Linked DNA regions of Homo sapiens: regions 2, 3 and 4 are each linked to region 1. A link is a loop called in an ENCODE intact Hi-C map of the cell type or tissue named here. Cell type or tissue: A673. All regions are shown on one strand. Links, peaks and the distances in the headings refer to the core of each region. The heading gives the core; the rest is flanking DNA. Region 1 has its middle 100 kb from the start of MIR920. Region 2 has its middle 84 kb from the start of SOX5-AS1. Region 3 has its middle 13 kb from the start of LINC00477. Region 4 overlaps LOC124902897.

Region 1 (4,559 bases), core at 328-4,327:
TTCCTCTGGCACTGTGCCTAAATCTGTTACTACTGGATACCTAATAATCCTCTTCTCTAATCCTTCCAACCAAATTTTGTTTCTTCTACCCAGAGTATGTTATGCCTCATGACAACAAGCTCTTACAATCCACCTCAAACACAACCAAAATGTGAGTATCTTTGGGGCAGCCACTCTCTTCTTATTTTTACCATGCATGTATTAGTTAATAAATACTTTCTATATTCTTAGTGTGTTTTAGATTATAGTCCAAGGAAGAATGATTGAGTTGCTAACACTATTTAGACCTTCTGAATATACCTCATTTATAAATACACTAAATGGGAAAGGGAATTTGTTTCATTCAAAAAAGTGGAAGTAGAAATACTTTTTGTCTTTATAGGGTATACAGAATTTTAACAAACTGCCACTTACACATTACTTAATTTTAAAGTGGACAAAGCCAGGGCTTCTTGAAACAAACAAACAAACAAACATAAAACCCAAAAAACAGCCTTAGTGTTTCATTGGTGTTTAGTGGAAGTGTGTTTTATTCTCTCTAAGCTAAAGCTCCCTAAGGAAGGGTTTAAAAGGAGTTCCTGCATCTTTAACGTAAGAGGATGAAGACCTTGATATGACGAAAGGACAAAGCTAAGATTACAGGGGAGAGAAAAGAATTGAAAACAATCAATGTGTTGATGCCGGGCTTAAAGAGGGTCACTGAGAGATCAGCTTTACCTGCATCTGTTCCTTAATTAAAACGAGAAAGATGACAGTGTCCACTACTCATCACTATGGTAACATTTAAATATCAGGCAATTTTGACCAGCAGACCACTCAAAAGCAAAGCCAAGTGAATGGTTAAGTAAATTCATACAGTGTATAGGCTGCAAATACGTGTGGCAGAGCTTCAAATAAAGTTTTAAAATCAAGTCAGATGTTAATTTTCTTCAGGCATCTTGTAAATTGGAAATATTAAAGAGAACTTGCTAATGAAAAGGCAGAATAGGACAACATATTTGTGAAGGGGAAGTCTTTTAAAAGAGCTTTTGAACAGATTTCCATTGTTTCTCTGTGTAAGTTGCATTACATTATCTTTTGCCTTTCACCGTTTCAGTGATCCAAGCTATATCCACCCTAATTGTCGAATAATTTCCATTGTTCACTTTGTTCCATTTTTATTCTGCAGAAATCTATTTCACTTACATAAATTATTGTTTGTGGATGTTTTTTGTTAATTATAGTTTTTCCATCCTTTTTTTATTCCTATTTCCTATCTCCTCATTTAATTCATGCATCATCATTACTGTCATCAAGAAATGTTCATCACTGAAAAATGTAGCTTTATTTTCAATAAATTAAGCAAGACTTACAGAACTTCTCTTTTCTGAATGATGTGATTTATCATTGATTAGTCTATCACACACTACATTGTTGACTTCTGTCAAGTTAACTCTCTAATTATTTGTTCTATAAGTATCTTTATAAGTACACAGAATAGGAAAAAGTTTAAAATGACATTAATTATAGCCTATTAACAAATTCAGAAATCCTATCTTTACAAGTGGAATAGACATTTGTTTTATATTTTATCTGGCCTTTCATAATATCAGAAAAATTCTCAAACATGACTCTGATATACTGTATATGCAAAATGCATTTTATTAACAGAGTTCTCTCCTCTACCAGTGTTTAAGTCCTTTATGAAGAAACAGGCTGTTTTCCTATTCAAATGATACCTTTCTCAGAACAGAACCAGTTCCATAAACCATCAACTTATTGTACAATGAAGTGAAAGTAATAACACTGTTTGCTTAGGCAATATGATGTTCTACTGATATTGGGTTCATTATATAGTCATCATTAACATGATTTTTACTTAAAGATGGTTTCTAGCTCTTTGTAGCTAGCAATATTTGAAGTTTTTGCCACATCACAGGTATTTATTCTGCTTCTCTTATTTCCAATGTTCTGAATAGTAGCATATTTGAAACCTGCAGACCTAATGTTTTAACAACATTTTACAAAATCCAAATGAATCTTTATTTCTAAAGTTTATTATCTAGGTACTATAAATAGATACCTTGTATGTCTTATTTTGAGAGTATGTCTTTAAAGAGTAATCAATTTTCATGTCATCAATTTCTTTCACTTGCTATTCTTGCTTTAACAAATCTAACTGGAGATCAGATATATAGTAGCATCAGGTTACATAGACTACTTTTAAACTGTTAGCCAATTTAAGTGAGAAAACCACAAAATAATTGGTAAAAATCCTTTTCTTTAAATAGTGTTTTGAAAAACTACAAAAGCGTTGCACCAACTTTTGTTTAAGATATTTATCTTTATCTAAGTTTAAAGAATTATGCACTTCTACCACTTTCTGCCTCATTAAGGCTTCCTAAAAAGGTAATTTAACCACTTGGAGTTCCTTTATTAAAAATAGTAAAGACAGTTTTGATCTTGTACAACACTTCTGAAAGTGAGAAACAAGTAACAAAGTCTCACCCACCATCACCTGCTTCTTTATGCAAATATCGAAGCTAGCTGCATCTCATATCCACTAGGGGGATCATTACACAGTAAAAATAGATTGATCTCTTTATAGGTGTTTTACTTTCCCACTTAATAGCACAAAGAAGAAAATTAGTTTTAAACAACAACAATGAAAATCATTTCAACAGAACTAGTGGTAAAATATTTTTAAAATATCAGATGTTGAAAATATTTTCATTTATTTTAAAAAGCTATTATTTTAAAGTCCACATTTGGAAACTAAGCCTACAGTCCATGTCCTAGTTTCCAAAAAATAAAGACAGAAGCAGAGTCTTTGCAAAACATACGTCCACAAATTCAAATATGCCATAGCCATTAAATTTACTTTAACGCTAATTTCATTAAAATTTTTTCTGATGACACATTGTTAGAATAATGATGAGGTTTCAACATGAATTTTGGAGGACACATTCAGATCATAGCAATGATGTTCACACTTTAAAAAACAACTTACAAAAGTCCTTTACTGCATCCCTTTGCCTATAAGAGGCTACCACTTACCAGTGGTCCCTCAACAGTTTTGGTCTATGGATTGTTTAAGCAAGAAAATAGAACTAAACATTCTATAAATCAACTATCTTGCACCATTCTCTTGCCAACACCAATAAAGCTTTCAAAACTTCATGACAAACCTACCCTCGCTCTAAAGAAACCTAATGAGTTGCTATCATGTAAGAGAACATTACAAAATCATAGAGAACAACAACAACGCAGTCATCTTTACCATCTACCTACCATTCATTAATCTAGATGATGACCATCTCTTATTCAATTTTGTACAGTCAACCTAAGTCCCACATCAAGTGCTTGCTAAAAGTTTGATAAACAAATGGATGACTGATCTGGGAAGAGACAATAACAACCACTCATTTCATTATGATCCAGATATATAGGGAAATGCTGCACTTTTAAATATCTCTGTAAGGAATGTATTAGAAGTGCCTCATTGATGAACATTATTTTCCTAATTAAGAAGGTATGGATTTAGGCCAGGCATGGTGGCTCACGCCTGTAATCCCAGCACTTTGGGAGGCCGAGGCGGACGGATCACGAGGTCAGGAGATTGAGACCATCCTGGCTAACATGGTGAAACTCCGTCTCTACTAAAAATAAAAATAAAATAAAATTTAAAAAATTAGCTGGGCATAGTGGCAGGCGCCTGTAGGCCCAGCTACTCGGGAGGCTGAGGCGGAAGGATGGCGTGAACCCAGGAGGCGGAGCTTGCAGTGAGTTGAGATCGTGCCACTGTACTCCAGCCTGGGCGACAGCGCGAGACTCCACTTCAAAAAAAAAAAAAAAAAAAAAAAAAAAAGAAGGTATGGATTTAAAGAATCCTGATGACTTCGTTCTCAAATTTTACGCTAAGCCAGGATTTCTCGACCCTTGGCATTAATACTTTGGGTCCAACATGTCTTTACTGTGGGAGACTGTGATATGCATTGTAGGGGGTATAGCAGCATCTCTGGCCTCTCTACACACTAGATGCCAATAGCATCCCCCAACTGGGAAAAGCAAAAATGTCTCCAGACATTGCCAAATGTCCCACGGGAGGTAAAAATCACCCCCCATTGAAAACACTGCTCTAAGCAAACCACATTTCTAAACTTGAATCACCAAGAAAAATCTGGAAAAGGCTTCAGGGAATATCTTACACATTACCTAACACCTGTCAAAGGGCAAAGATGACAGTCATCATCTGTACTCATGCTTCAAGGAATGAAGAATTTATACAATGCATCCTGTGAGTATCAGACTAGTCAACACTGTCAGATCTTGTGCTTACCAAGTCTGACTAAAACAATTACCAAAAAGTCATGCTTTAGTATCATTAAAAACTGAAATGAAAGGTAATACTGTATTGGTTATTTCAATACCTAACAAATTTGTGCATATCATTAAGAAATAAATATGTTATCTAGTTTAGCTCAAAATCGATGTTTCTCAAATCCATATATTTTAAAGTCAGAAATTCCAGTAATTCACATTGTAGGCTGACTTCAATCTCTACTGATTCTTAAAACCAT
Region 2 (4,559 bases), core at 323-4,322, 200 kb after region 1:
TGGCCTGAGAGTCGATAATTATGTTATTATGACTAATTATGCTATTATAGGATAATTATGTCAATAATTATGTTAAATAGTAGAAAATAAAGAAAGTGATATTTCTCAAACACATGAGATTATGTTCTGATGTTTATCCACAGTAAGCACAAGGATCTCTCCAGGGATTGCTAAAAATCCTTGAACACGCCTAAGTGTAACAAAGAGAGATGTCAATCCTTAGAACTGCACCCAATATGCTTTGTGACAGTGATGGTGATTCTGTTGGACAGCTTGTCTACAGAGATGGGGGTTCATGAATCATTCCTGAAATATCAGGGTCTTGATGAAAATGAGTTTTGCCTTTAAATTCCATAAGCAGATAAAGAGTGTCTGCTACGAGGGAGAGGGAGGCAGCCTCATTGGATTTGGCTAACAAGTTTAATCTTTGCGAGATTTCTAAGAGAAAACCTAGAAGATGGAAAGGCAGTGAAAAATATTTTATTTATTTGTGTGTGTGGTTTTTTTTGGAGACAGAGTCTCGCTCTCTCGCCCAGGCTGGAGTGCAGTGGCGCGATCGCGGCTCACTGTAACTTCTGCCTCCCAGGTTCAAGTGATTCTCCTGCCTCAGCCTCCTGAGTAGCTAGGATTACAGGCACCCGCCGCCACGCCTGGCTAATTTTTGTATTTTAATAGAGATGGGGTTTTACTTTGTTGCCCACGCTGGTCTTGAACTCCTGAGCTCAGGCAATCTGCCTGCCTCGGCCTCCCAAACTGCTAAAATTACAGGCGTGAGCCACCGCGCCCAGCCGATGAAAGATATTTTAAAGATCTCCACCTCAGAATCCACACTTATTTTAAAAAGCAAATCAAGACCAAACAAAAACAACCCTATAGAACTCTTCCTGCAAAGGGATGGGTTCTGCCCAAGGAACGTGAGGATCAGAAAATATAGATCTGACCTGTTTTGAACAGGTTTCAGCAGGTGCAAATTGTGTATCACTCTCTGCTTAAGAGATTGTCAGACTGAGTCCCACACCCATAGAAAATTCTCCTGAAAGTGGAATTCAGGGCTGGCAGGAAATGATAAAGGCGGGGAAAGTGGGCGTTTGCTGTTCACCTCTGAGGAGCCAGGGAAGCCAGGCACAAGTTGGGTGATGCCTGCACCGCCAGCTCTGATCTGGAGATAAAGAAGACGAGACCTGGCACAGCAGTTCAAAGCTTGCTGTAATGTTTTTAGAATGCCAGCAGCAAAGTGACTCCAAAAGGACAAATGGGCAATGGCCCTCAATCTATGATTCTGCCACCGAAGTGTGGACTGGGGTCATGCAAAGATTGTTATTTCCATAAAAAAAGCAGAGAGCGCTCTGGCCACTTTGACAAGAGAAAAAATTTCTTACACTTTCCCATGACCATAAGGAAGTGCAATCAATCTTCTTCAGGCTTTGCTTGCAGGGAAGATGAATGTTTGTTGTGCCTAGATGGCACCCACAAAGAAGCCCACATCCAGCAAGGAGAAAGACAAAGAATGCTGGGAGAGGCAACGCTGAGGCCACTTCTGGGGGCTCAAAACATGGAGCATTTTCCTCTCACATCCAAGATAGCCAAAACCCAGAGAGGGGAGAGAAAGGGGCAAAAACATCCTTTTGGAGACAAACCCCAAGTAAGAAGGTAGGTGGGGATGATAGCCACCCTTCTACTCCTACCCCTAAATGTGAACAAATGTCACAAATGCCCAAATCCCAGCTTGAGTGCCCAGACTAAGGGCAAGGCAGCTACTATGAGAAAGGAGAGAACACAGCTGGAGACACTGGGCAGCCTGTTCCCTCCACCAAATTATATAATGTCCATCACCTTCTGCCAAGGACCAATGCTCACCTTCCAAAAACTACACGATGATTAAAGATGGTGGCTGAGCAGGAAGATCGCTTGAGCTCAGGAGCTCAAGACCAACCAGGGCAACATGGCAAAACCCCATCTCTACAAAAATTACCAAAAAAAAATTAGCTAGGCATGGTGGCATGCACCTGTAGTCCAAGCTTGGAACAGGAGAACTTAACTAACATATTAAGTACAAATTGTGCAAGAACTTTCACACACGTCGTCTCATTTCATCCCCACCAGGGTCCTCTGAAAGAGGCATTATTTTTCCTATTTACTAGTGAGGAAATAGAAGCTTAGAGAGATTCAGGGATTTAGTCAAAATGTCATAATCCTTGAAAATATAGACTGTCTTTTTTCATTTACATACTTGCATACATGTTTATACTTGTATACACAGACTCTGACTCAATAAATGGGCCAAATGGAAGAACTGGGATCTGGCAGAGACAGTGTCTTTCTCATTTAGTACTGTATAGCTGGAAAGGAAGGAAGGAAGGAAGGAAGGAAGGAAGGAAGGAAGGAAGGAAGGAAGGAAGGAAGGAAGGAAGGCCGGCCCCCCCACCCACCCACTCACCCACCCTGGGTCAAAAGGTCAAACATGCACTTGACCTCTCAAGTCGCCCATTTGGCCCTCTTCCAAGTGTACTTTACTTGGTTTCATTCCTGCTCTAAAGCTTTTTAATAAACGTTCACTGCTTCTCTAAAACACATACAAACACAAACACATACATAGCATAATATGGCTCTACAGAGACACAGAAAAAGTATTATTGGATTCTTCAGGTGGCCTAATGGAAGGAAGGAAGGAAGGAAGGAAGGAAGGAGGGAGGGAAGGAAGGAAGTTAGTTTGTACTTCAAGCCTCATTCTCTTTCTAGTTTGGAGAATTACTGTTATAGTAGGTAGCTAGTCAGGCATGAACAGGGCAGGAGAGGGCTCCCCCAACCCCACCAGGAATGTCAGGAGACCATCAGGTGATGGTCACGCAATTGTTACACTGTCTGTCTAAAATAATACTTGGTCACAGCTGGTACCAGGAAAAGGCAGTCTCCCAGTAGAAAAAAAAAAACAGAAGCTGGTGATAAGCAGCTTCCCGATAAGATCTCTGCAGTTAGGTGAGTGTGCTCAAGCATGCCTATTAAGAGGCAAAATGGAGAAGTTTAACTGGTGTATGACCTTCTAGGGACATTCTGCTGGTAAGGGGAGAATGCCTCAAGTGAGCATGCGTAGAACTCCAGTGAACACACTGCTCCCCTCCCAAGTGCTGGCAGGCCACTGTGCATGCGGACAGTCCACCTCAAGGGAAGAACCAGGGAAAAAGTAACGCAAGACCCGGGAAGTATATGCCAACATATAAAAGCCCAAGTCAAAAGGTCAAACATGCACTTGACCTCTCAAGTTGCCCGTTTGGCCCTCTTCCAAGTGTACTTTACTTTGTTTCATTCCTGCTCTAAAGCTTTTTAATAAATGTTCACTGCCGCTCTAAAACTTGCCTCTGTCTCTCCTTCTGCCTCATCTCACTCAGGCAAATTCTTTCTTCTGAGGAGGCAAGAATCGAGGTTGCTGCAGACCCATTTGGATTTGCCGCCACTAAGATACTTTGTGGTACCACGTGACTTGGATAACACTACTAGACTGATGTCCTATCAACTTGGTATTCACAACATCTAGCACATTACCTGGCACTCAGAAGCGCTCAACAAATGCAGACTGACTATGGTCACCTGCTGAAATTTAAAAAAAGTACACAAAAAACTTCCCAGCACACCCATAGACTCCCAGTGGCAAAGTAAATATAAGTTGATGATCAGGTCAACAACTAAATCTGAGAAGCTGAAACGTCTACCTATGGAAAATTGAGCATTGAGTGTATATGGACAGTGCCCTGACAGAAACTCACAAACACATACACAGCACACTATGGCTCTACAGAGACACAGAAAAGTATTATTGGATTCTTCAGGTGGCCTAATCCCATACCATTTTGTACCTTAAAAGTAAAGGTCAGAGCAGTGAACTGAATCAGCAATGAATGTGAAAAGCAATGCTGTTAATATCCAGAGACACTGAATTCATACATCCCTCCTCCAAAAGGGCTGGGATTTTTCAAATAGAAACTGCAGAGAGCAGTAGAATTATGATATCCTTGTAGATAGGATGTTCTACTTCACAAACATGGCCATATTCTTATTTTCTTCTTCCTTGGGGAGCCTCCATCTCAAGATAACTTTTAAATAGAAACAACCGGCTTTTCAGCAGAGCCTGATTATCAATTTGCACCTCTTGCAAAGGAAGGCCTAGAATTCTATTGTTTTGTTAATTGTCAATTTGCATCTTTGAAAGGTGTTGCATTTTCTCTTCTTTCTAGCAGGTTAAGACTAATTCTGTATGTTAATAAATATTATAAACACTTTTCACGAAAAATGCTGTTTGCTGAGAAGTAAGCTATTATTGTTATTCTCCATTTCCCTCTACTTAATTACACATTACATTTTAAAGTTGATCTTATCAAAACTAGTTACGCTCTTATTTAAAATGTTTTTTCTTCAGAAAAAAAAACTTTTGCTTTTTAAATCAACATTTAGACAAAATGTTTTTAAGGTACCCATTTTTAATAGACATGAAAAGGATACAAATTAATTAAGGCAAAGTTTCACAAGGACACCTGTGATTTTTAGCTTGGGTAGCTTATTTGGAA
Region 3 (4,559 bases), core at 412-4,411, 490 kb after region 1:
GGGAATTATCTGCTTTTTGACAGAAAATGTTATGTCTGTACCGAGTGAAACTCCACAAACTTTGATGAAATTGAATGAGTTCATGAGTCCCAGACTGTTTCTGAATCTTCAATGATTGTTCTTTCATCTATTGATACACACACCTATCAGCACATGCACACACACACACACACACCCCAACGTGACCACAACTATGACTTTCACCATTAGGCTTCTTATAGGCAGAGATGGACATTTTTCTTCTGTGCATTCATGGCTTCCAATATCTCTGATATATACAGGTGTGCTATTACACTGCAATTATTTGGACACACATTAATTCCTTCCACTGTCCTGGGAACTTGCTGCCCTTTGTAGTCACTGTGTTTTCTCAGTTAAGTGTTGAAAAACAGAGTGGAAAAAAATCTCTCTAGGAGAAAAAAAAAGGATCTTTTTTTACATTTCCACTGTTTGTTGTTATATTAATTAAAGTAAATCATGCACTATAAATAACCATTATAATGTGTATTGAAGATCCTATTTATAGTAAAATAAATTATAGATTACATATAGATGACATGAAATGTGCATGTCATCTATGCATTATTTTTGGTTGCATATAATTTAACTTCCCAGTTATTATAAAACCTTCATTTGAGTTATCACCTCAGTATAATTTATTTTAATGTATATAGTACGAAAATATGTTACTCAGTTTTAAAATAACTGTATTTTTATGGTAATATTCAAGAAAACAATACTTATTTATAGGGTTTGGATCTGTTTGGGATTATTGTTTTGTAAATATTCGTTCTTGTCTATAGCAAAAATTTTTTCATGATGCTGAAAGTCCTTTCTACAAGCCTTTGTTAGCTGTATTTGGAAGATCTCCAGGCAGCACAAATTACTAAGAAACAACACAGGACTTCAAAAGCATGTTTATTTTCACTATAATATGGAATTCACTGTCACACATAGGTATTTTGAGGCCTTAACTCTCACTCATACAATAGGGGGTGTTCCTGTAAAAAGTTGTAATAATTTACCATAATTTTCTTCTTTTGTCTCCAAAGAATTTTTAATAGTATGCCTTCTAGGGGTGGAAAGCAAGAAGAAAAACCTAGTCAGGTACAATTAACTCCTCATGCAATGCAGTGATGCTCCACCAGGGCTGCAGATTAAAGTCGATGCAGAATTTTTAAAAAATTTCCGTGCTGCAACCACTCCAGACCTGCTGAATTCACATTGCTACAGGGGGCCCTCTAGGCATCAATAATTTCAAAAGTTATATGGTGAGTCTGGTACTCACCCATATGAAACCACTACTGCAGCTTTTACTCAAGGGAAATAATCTTTAGGAACCAGAAGTATGTTTTATTTGAGAAAGTAATTAGAATTATGAAAAATATGGTTGATGCAACATACGTGCTTTTTACAAATTATATCTCTTCTTTTCAACAGAACTAATTATTCTGCATTTTGATTAGGCTTCTTCTTATTCATAGAAATAGCTAAACAACTGACCTAATAGCACAGTTAATTATAATCATGAAATTTCATCAATTTGGCTACTGGTTATTTCTAACCAATTATTTTGATTATCTTTTAACAACTAAATAGGATTAGCTATTCTGCAATTCAAACTATTTTTCAGTAGGTTTAAAGAAAAAAACATTCTTGTCTTATTGACTTGGAATTTATTAAAAGAAAAATCATTACCATGATAAACAGTGATAATTATATATTTATATGTAATAAATCAACTCTGCAGTATGTTATTGATCTTCACATATCCCAATCCTTGTACTACTAATCACCTATGTTATATCACATTTCATTTATGTATTTATGATATTTATTATAAACTTCTATAAATCTATTTAATTCTCCCAATATTTCCTAAATATATCTTAAGAAAATAAAAAAGAGATGACCTTCTTCCTTACTGAACGAAACAGACAACAATCCAATTATCAACCCTAATACATTGAAATCAATCACATAAAAAATTGCATAGTATTTTTTGGAATGGTCATGGAAAGCATTACTTTATACAAATTCTCCTCTCACAACTAAAACAAATTTACCCATCTTTACAACCGTGGATTTGGCAAATTTTAGTATCAACAAGAACAACAAATCCTTCTGATCTTTGTGTCACAAATGTTTTCAAAACAACTTTTATGGATGATTTTGGCATCCATTGTATTATATAGTATTTAATTGACCTCATTTCAAAATAAACAAGGTCACTGTGAATTTAAATCATGTCTGGATAATTCCATGGTGTTTTAGGATGGAAGAACATTACCCCCTCTAGTGGATAAAGGCAAAATACATGTCCTTGATGGGTTGAAAAGACAGACTGGGTTTCCTTAAACCATCATCCCCTCTTAAGAGGTTGATGGATTAATTTCCTTACAACATACTTCATTCCAAGCATATTGTTCAGAAAAAGGTGCAATGTCACACATATTTCTTGTATTAAGATGTAAGAATGGTACTTGAAATTGAACACAATGCAATAAGGGAAATGTAATTTGTGCCAGGAGTTCTGTCTCATATTGAAAAGAATGGACTTACAGGACCTCAACCTAAAATGGTTACTTCTAGTGATCAAAGCACCATGCAAGGCATGTTCTTTCTAATCAAGAAAAAGAAAATATACGGAGAAATCAAATTCACATTTCCTCAACTAAGAATGTTTAATTATTAGGTAAACTTGAAATACGGCTTTAAAAATTCAGTTGAATGAGCTAGCCTTTGGACCACAGCATCTTTGTTTATTTAGGAAGTTGTTTAAAGTCCATTATTTATACTTTTCTATAAAAGAAACACATTTGTTTTTAGTTAATAACATAATATATGATATATATGTGTATATGTATCTACACACACACGCACAAATTTGGGAACTGGTTTATTTTCTGGAATTTATCTATCAGCAAATGGTCCATTAAGTTCTGCTCAAATATGAAGATTTAAGGTCATTCAACCCACTGTGATGATTGGCTTTAACTTCAGATAAGTAGAATAAACACATCCCTGCTCAAGTATAAACTAGTTTTGCTTTCCCTATTGTAAATCATCAAAGCCACGTTCTCAAAGCCAGTGTCTGATGAGCGTCTGTCACTATTGCGTCTATTGTGTTTATCACTAGTGAAGTGATGGCATCCTCAGTTACCTCATCACTAATAGACATTGTAAAAATATGCTGTATATGGTTTTGAATTACCCTTGATATTTTCCCCTTCATTAGGCCAACTTTGTTTGACCTATTTAATACACTTAAAAACATTTGCAAAGAGGAAATATCTGTATTTGTACCTACTTATACATACTCTGAGGCAGCCCACATAAGTGAGGCTTATCTCATGTTCTTGGTATCCCTCTTTATTTTCACGTGCATGGCTGTTATCCAATAGGCAAAAAGTTTGGGGGGCAAGATTTTAAGCTCCTTTCATGGAAAAGTAAAATCGTCAGCCAATCACATAAGCTGTATATCAAAATAAATCTGGAAATACTTACAAAGCAATTAATACCTTTATTAACTACCACAAGAGAACATGTTATAATTCACAAAATCATTTACACCTTAGAAGAACTTAAAATGTAGTTGGAGAAAATACTAAGATTGCGTCAACTAGAAGATTTAGTATCAGGAACAAACAGACAAATATATACATTTCTATAGTTGTCAAATAGCAAAGTATTTACAAATTATTGCCTCAGTTTCTTTATCTGTAAAGTGAAAATAAGATCTACTTATGTCACAGAATTTTTGGAAAGTTTTAATAAGACATGTTATTAAAACCAGCAAAGTGTTTGGCATACAACATGAAGTCAATAAATACTGATTTACTTGATCCTCACAAAAACCCTATATGGTTGAGAGGTTAGATATGATAAAACTTAATTTTACAGTAGAAAATCAGACTCAGAGAAGTTTTAAGATCGGTCAGAAGCTACATAAAGCTCAAATTTGTAGCTATGTATGCGTTTGTAAAACCATTATGAGCCATATAGGGAAGGAGAAAAATGAAGAGTGATTTAGAAGTGGTGAGTAAACAATTTTGACTGAAACAGAAGCCTTAAAATGAGTGGCTATACATAAAAAGATGGCAAAATAGACATGGACAATTTTTATTTATTTATTTATTTTTATTTATTATACTTTAAGTTCTGGGATATATATGCAGAACATGTAGGTTTGTTACATAGGTATACATGTGCCATGGTGGTTTGCTGCACCCATCAACCCGTCATCTACATTAGGTATTTCTCCTAATGTTATCCCTCCCCTAGCCTCCACCCCCGCCGACAGGCCCCGGTGTGTGATGTTCACCTCCTTGTGTCCATGTGTTCTCATTGTTCAACCCCCACTTATGAGTGAGAACGTGCCGTGTTCGGATTTCTGTTTCTGTGTTAGTTTGCTGAGAATGATAGTTTCCAGCTTCATCCATGTCCTAGCAAAGGACATGAACTCATCCTTTTTTCATGGCTGCTTAGTATTCCATGGTGTATATGTGCCAGATTTTCTTTATCCAGTCTATCATTGATGGGCATCTGGGTTGGTTCCA
Region 4 (4,559 bases), core at 400-4,399, 620 kb after region 1:
ATTAAGTTGAATTTTAGAAGAATGAATGGTAGTTTGCACACCTGAAGTGGGAGCCTGAAATTTAAATCCACCGTATTGCCTTAAAAAAACAAAACCCGAAAACTAAGAACCATAACTGCAGCAGCAGATGTATACATTCATTTAGCCCCTAAGTAGTTAACATTTAAAGTGTCAGATTAAGTTTTCTCCAAAACAATCAAGGGATATTTTCCCATCCCCTTATCTGACCCCCACTAAAGGTTTAAAGCCTAGAAAAAGAAGCCGTCAGATAGAATCACTTGAGCTCTTCCTCTGACGAAACCTCTCATAAAAGAGACTTATGCTATCCATTGTAGAGATCTCAGATATCTAAAATTTAGTGCATTGCCAGGTAGACACTGCATCCGGGGCCTTATCACAAAAGCAGAACTGATATCTAGAAAATACAGAATGCTCAAAACTTTTACTATCTGTCTGTTTATGCATCCTGAAGTCAAAATTTTGTAATCCCAATGAGAAGGAATATAAATTTTTTTTGGAGAGGAAAACAGATTCGAGTAAGTTAATATTATCCTGCACATATATTGTCTGTTCATTGTATTTTATGATTTACCTAAATTTTTTTCCCTCAAAATTAATCTGGTGAAATCACTGCTTTTCCCCCCAAGTGGATATAAAATAGGGTTGTGCATACAGGACTATTATATGTTCGTCCTATTTACAGCCTCATTTTTCTTCTTACTTCCCACACAACCACATCTTTGGCTTTCATGCCTCTATGGCTTTGCTCAACCAGGAGCACCTTTGTCCACTGGGTGTGGGGTAGATTTCTCTTCCTCAGCTAAATCCTCTTTCACTTTCCTCAAGGAGCCCCTCAGTCTCCTTTGCTCCCATCTCATTTTATGTAGGACTCTGGGGTAGCACACATTAAATGAGTGCTGTGGTCTGAATGTTTGTACCCACCTCATAACTCATATGCCAAAATTCCAACCCCTAAAGTGATGGTATTCAGAGATGGGGCCCTTGGGAGGTGATTAGGCCGTGAGGGCAGAGCCTTCGTAAGTGAAATTAGTGCCTTATAAAAGAGACCCCAGAGAGACTCTCATCCCTTCCACCATGTGAGGACACAGTGAGAAGGTACAGTCTGTGACCCAGAAAGGGGGCCCTCACCAGAGAGAGACTCTACCTTGATCTTGGACTTCCCAGCCTCTACAACTATGAGAAATCCATTTCTGTTGTTTATAAGCCACCCATTTGATGGCATTTTGTTTTAGCAACCCCAACAGAGTACGCGACAGTGACCCAGTCCCACTGGGAGCCTTTGTACTTAGTGTCTCTGCTGCCTAGAGTGTTCTTCCCTCCAGACAACCACACAGTTCACTTCTGTACCTTCTTCAGGTCGTTTTGCAGAGAGAGACAGAGACCTTATCTCATGACCCAAAATAAAAATATAGCCAACCTAATCCTCTCCTGGCCCAAGAGGCTTCTCTCCTCTCTCTGCTTTATGTTTTCTCCTTAGCATGTATCGTTATTGAACATACTATAGAGTTCACTCATTTTATGTGTTTATTTTATTTATCTAGATTATTGTCTGTCTACTCTAGTGTAAGATTTTTGGCCATTTTATTTATTATTTACCTTCTTATAACACCTGAAACACAGTAAACTCAATAAATATTTGTTGAATGAATGAATGAATGGGTGAGTGATGATTCTGCTCTTGCAATTACATGCTTATTCCCTTATCCATGTTCTACTCATCCTTATGTTTTCTTCAGCCCTTGGCACAGTGCTGGGTACAGAGAGAGGGTCCACAAATGTTTACTGAGTAAAGGACTGAAGTGAATTCACCGTGCCTTTTTTATAATTGAGATAGGATGGAGATTTCACCCTAATTTATGACATATTTTTATAATACCGTAAAATAACAGTACTTCCTGAGCAAAAGAGGCAGAGCTTTTTCACCAGCAAGTGGAAAGATATAAAGTATCCATAAATTGTTCTGGTAAAAAATGAGTATTTTAATACCTTTTTTTCAGTAAGACAACTCATGAAATTCCACAGCAAATATTTATTGAGTATCTAGTGTTTATTAGGCAGTTTATAATCACTAGGCTTCATACACAGTCAAATAATTTAAAGTCAGCTCCAAAGTGGACTGAAACAATAGAAGATGTAGAAGAGTTTTACTTTAATATTTCTTTAAAAAATATATTTCTGTCTAGAAATTCCAGTACTGTCCATTGGCTGCAAGTGAAGAAAAATAAAACCATAAAGTGAAATTCAAAACTTTAATAAAAGAGCAGAATCTAAAATATAGTAGCAGATAAAGCAGAAATAATAAATGAAACTGGATTGAACAAGAAGGCCATGCCACCTTGTGGGTACTGGGAGTATTTTACCATCCTCAATATCTCTCTACAGAAAGAGTGACCAATTACAGATTAAGAAACTGGGGAAACTTTCACTACCTTTTTCATGGTAAATAAAATACATAGTATTTACTTTTTGATGCTGTAGCCATTGGAAGCAGTTTTTTATCAAAATGCAATACATCTTAAGCCACTTTGATGAAAGAAATAGTCTGCAGGTGATGAGGTTGTAATGTTTTAAATAAAAAATAATCTTTTTAAATGAACTTGAACATCTATTTAAAGATGTGGTCATGTACTCTTTCCTTTTCATTTTTCTGAACAGAAGAGGTACATTGTTAATGAAAGAAAGTGTTTTAATAACAAAATCAACAACACATATACTCCTATGTAATGTCCTAAGGAATAATCGGAAATTTTAATGCCTGTGTAAACTTGTACCAATCCATAGTTTAAAATTTAGTTACAGATATTACGTAATGAGTAACATGATTTTTCCGAAAAATTAAAACTACTAACCATGAGGGTACAAAATGTCTCTGTTGCTTATAGATAAATCTATTATTCTTTTAAAATGAGAATTTGGAAAAAAAATTTTGCAGGTTAACAAGAATATGAAGCAACATAAGGTTTTCTAGAAGGCAAAAAATACAATTAATTGGCCGGGCACAGTGGCTCACGCCTGTAATCCCAGCACTTTGGGAGGCCGAGGCGGGCGGATCACGGGTCAGGAGATCGAGACCATCCTGGCTAACTCGGTGAAACCCCGTCTCCACTAAAAATACAAAAAATCAGTCGGGCACGGTGGCGGGTGCCTGTAGTCCCAGCTACTCGGGAGGCTGAGGCAGGACAATCACTTGAACTCAGGAGGCGGAGCTTGCAGTGAGCCGAGATCGCACCACTGCACTCCAGGCTGGGTGACAGAGTGAGACTATGTCTAAAAAAAAAAAAAAGAATACAATTAATTTTTCTTATAAGAAGACTTGTCGCTGATCTCAAATTAGAATCTTAGAATCATAAACTTTAAAACTGGAAAGTACCTTACATGGGGCAGGAGGACCAATGACTCATTCTAATGAATCCCTAGGCAGCTAAATTATTTCAACTGAGAAATTACCGGAAATCAACAAAAAAACTTCCTTATTGACAAAATACAATAAATAACAAAAACAGAGTTACTAGTATAATTGAATGCTAACTGGAAAGGGTCTTAGAGATCATTGAACCCAGGGTTTCCAAAAGATATCTGTGATACTCTATTCTTAAGAGATATTAAGGTATGTCACCAGACAAAAAAAATTTTGGAAAATACTGTACTAAAGTCAGGCATAGTGGCTCACACCTGTAATCCCAGCACTTTTGGAGGCAGAGGCAGGAAGATCGCTTGAGCTCAGGAGTTTGACACCAGCCTGAGCAACACAGCAACACAGGTGAGACCATGTCCCTACAAAAACAAGAAAAGAAAAGGGAAAAGAAAAGAAAGTTAAACCATGTGTCCAACTGCAGAACATTTCACAGATATCAATATGTCAGTGTACATTTGAACAGCATAGTATGCAGTAATTCTCAATTTATTTTATCACAAAATTACTTTTACTTTTGCAGACAACTTCACAGGTCTGAAGTACAAATTTGGGGAACTCTGAGCTAAACCAATTTCTTATTTTATAAAGAAGGGATTGACACCATGTTGGTATGTGACTTGCCCAACCCAACAAAACTGAATAATAGCAGAGGCAGGACTGGGGGTCAGTTTTCCTTAAAGTCAGGGATTTGTTCTTTGCATCATGTCATACTGCATCATTCTTTCCAAATTGTCATAATTCAAAACTACTGCTCTAAAAAGTAAATGTGTTTTTAAAAAAGTTCACTACAAATGTTTTTTCACAATTTTATGTTGTGTTTTATACAACCATTACCATCAAAGGACCAACATCCCCAACTCAGCCCCACCCCTAAAGCTGACACTTCCCAAATGACATCTTTGTGGTTTCCTCAAAGTGAGACCACCAGATAAGAATAGCAATACAAATTAGTTTGATTAACTATAGTGTTTCTGCCTCTTTGGGGTTCAAACCCAGATGTGTAGTCAAATTGGTTGGCTTCACAATGTTCATTTTGAGAAAGTGTTTTTGACTATAAATGAAGTGATTCAAATATTTAGAGAGAAATTTTCATGCTTACTCAGTGATGTGAAAAACCATGACA

Evidence for each region. Peaks named below come from ENCODE experiments on the same cell type or tissue, not always from the same donor. Only the 100,000 strongest peaks of a DNase experiment are listed, where the experiment ranks them.
Region 2: it touches region 1 in a loop (16-fold over the local background); 2 of 110 quality-filtered maps call a loop at or near these places.
Region 3: a loop joins it to region 1, with 9 times the contacts of the local background. A loop is called at or near these places in 18 of 110 quality-filtered maps.
Region 4: it touches region 1 in a loop (2.5-fold over the local background); 9 of 110 quality-filtered maps call a loop at or near these places.

The regions. Positions count from the first base shown.
Region 1 is chr12:24,107,082-24,111,640 of GRCh38, forward strand. It overlaps a transcript of SOX5 not described here. Among named protein-coding and RNA genes, the nearest start is that of MIR920, 100 kb to the right of the region's middle. In A673, for the core only: a CTCF peak has its summit at 2,534; a DNase peak (open chromatin) is centred at 2,540; H3K27ac peaks cover 1,370 bases.
Region 2 is chr12:24,305,107-24,309,665 of GRCh38, forward strand. It overlaps a transcript of SOX5 not described here. Among named protein-coding and RNA genes, the nearest start is that of SOX5-AS1, 84 kb to the left of the region's middle. In A673, for the core only: no CTCF peak of the experiment used is centred there; DNase peaks (open chromatin) are centred at 2,215 and 2,835; H3K27ac peaks cover 3,940 bases.
Region 3 is chr12:24,594,693-24,599,251 of GRCh38, forward strand. No RefSeq gene overlaps it. Among named protein-coding and RNA genes, the nearest start is that of LINC00477, 13 kb to the left of the region's middle. In A673, for the core only: CTCF peaks have their summits at 1,149, 1,350, 2,297 and 2,497; DNase peaks (open chromatin) are centred at 1,179 and 2,299.
Region 4 is chr12:24,726,211-24,730,769 of GRCh38, forward strand. The region is part of intron 1 of LOC124902897; the gene reads left to right. Among named protein-coding and RNA genes, the nearest start is that of BCAT1-AS1, 91 kb to the right of the region's middle. In A673, for the core only: a CTCF peak has its summit at 2,351 (motif pointing left); a DNase peak (open chromatin) is centred at 2,361.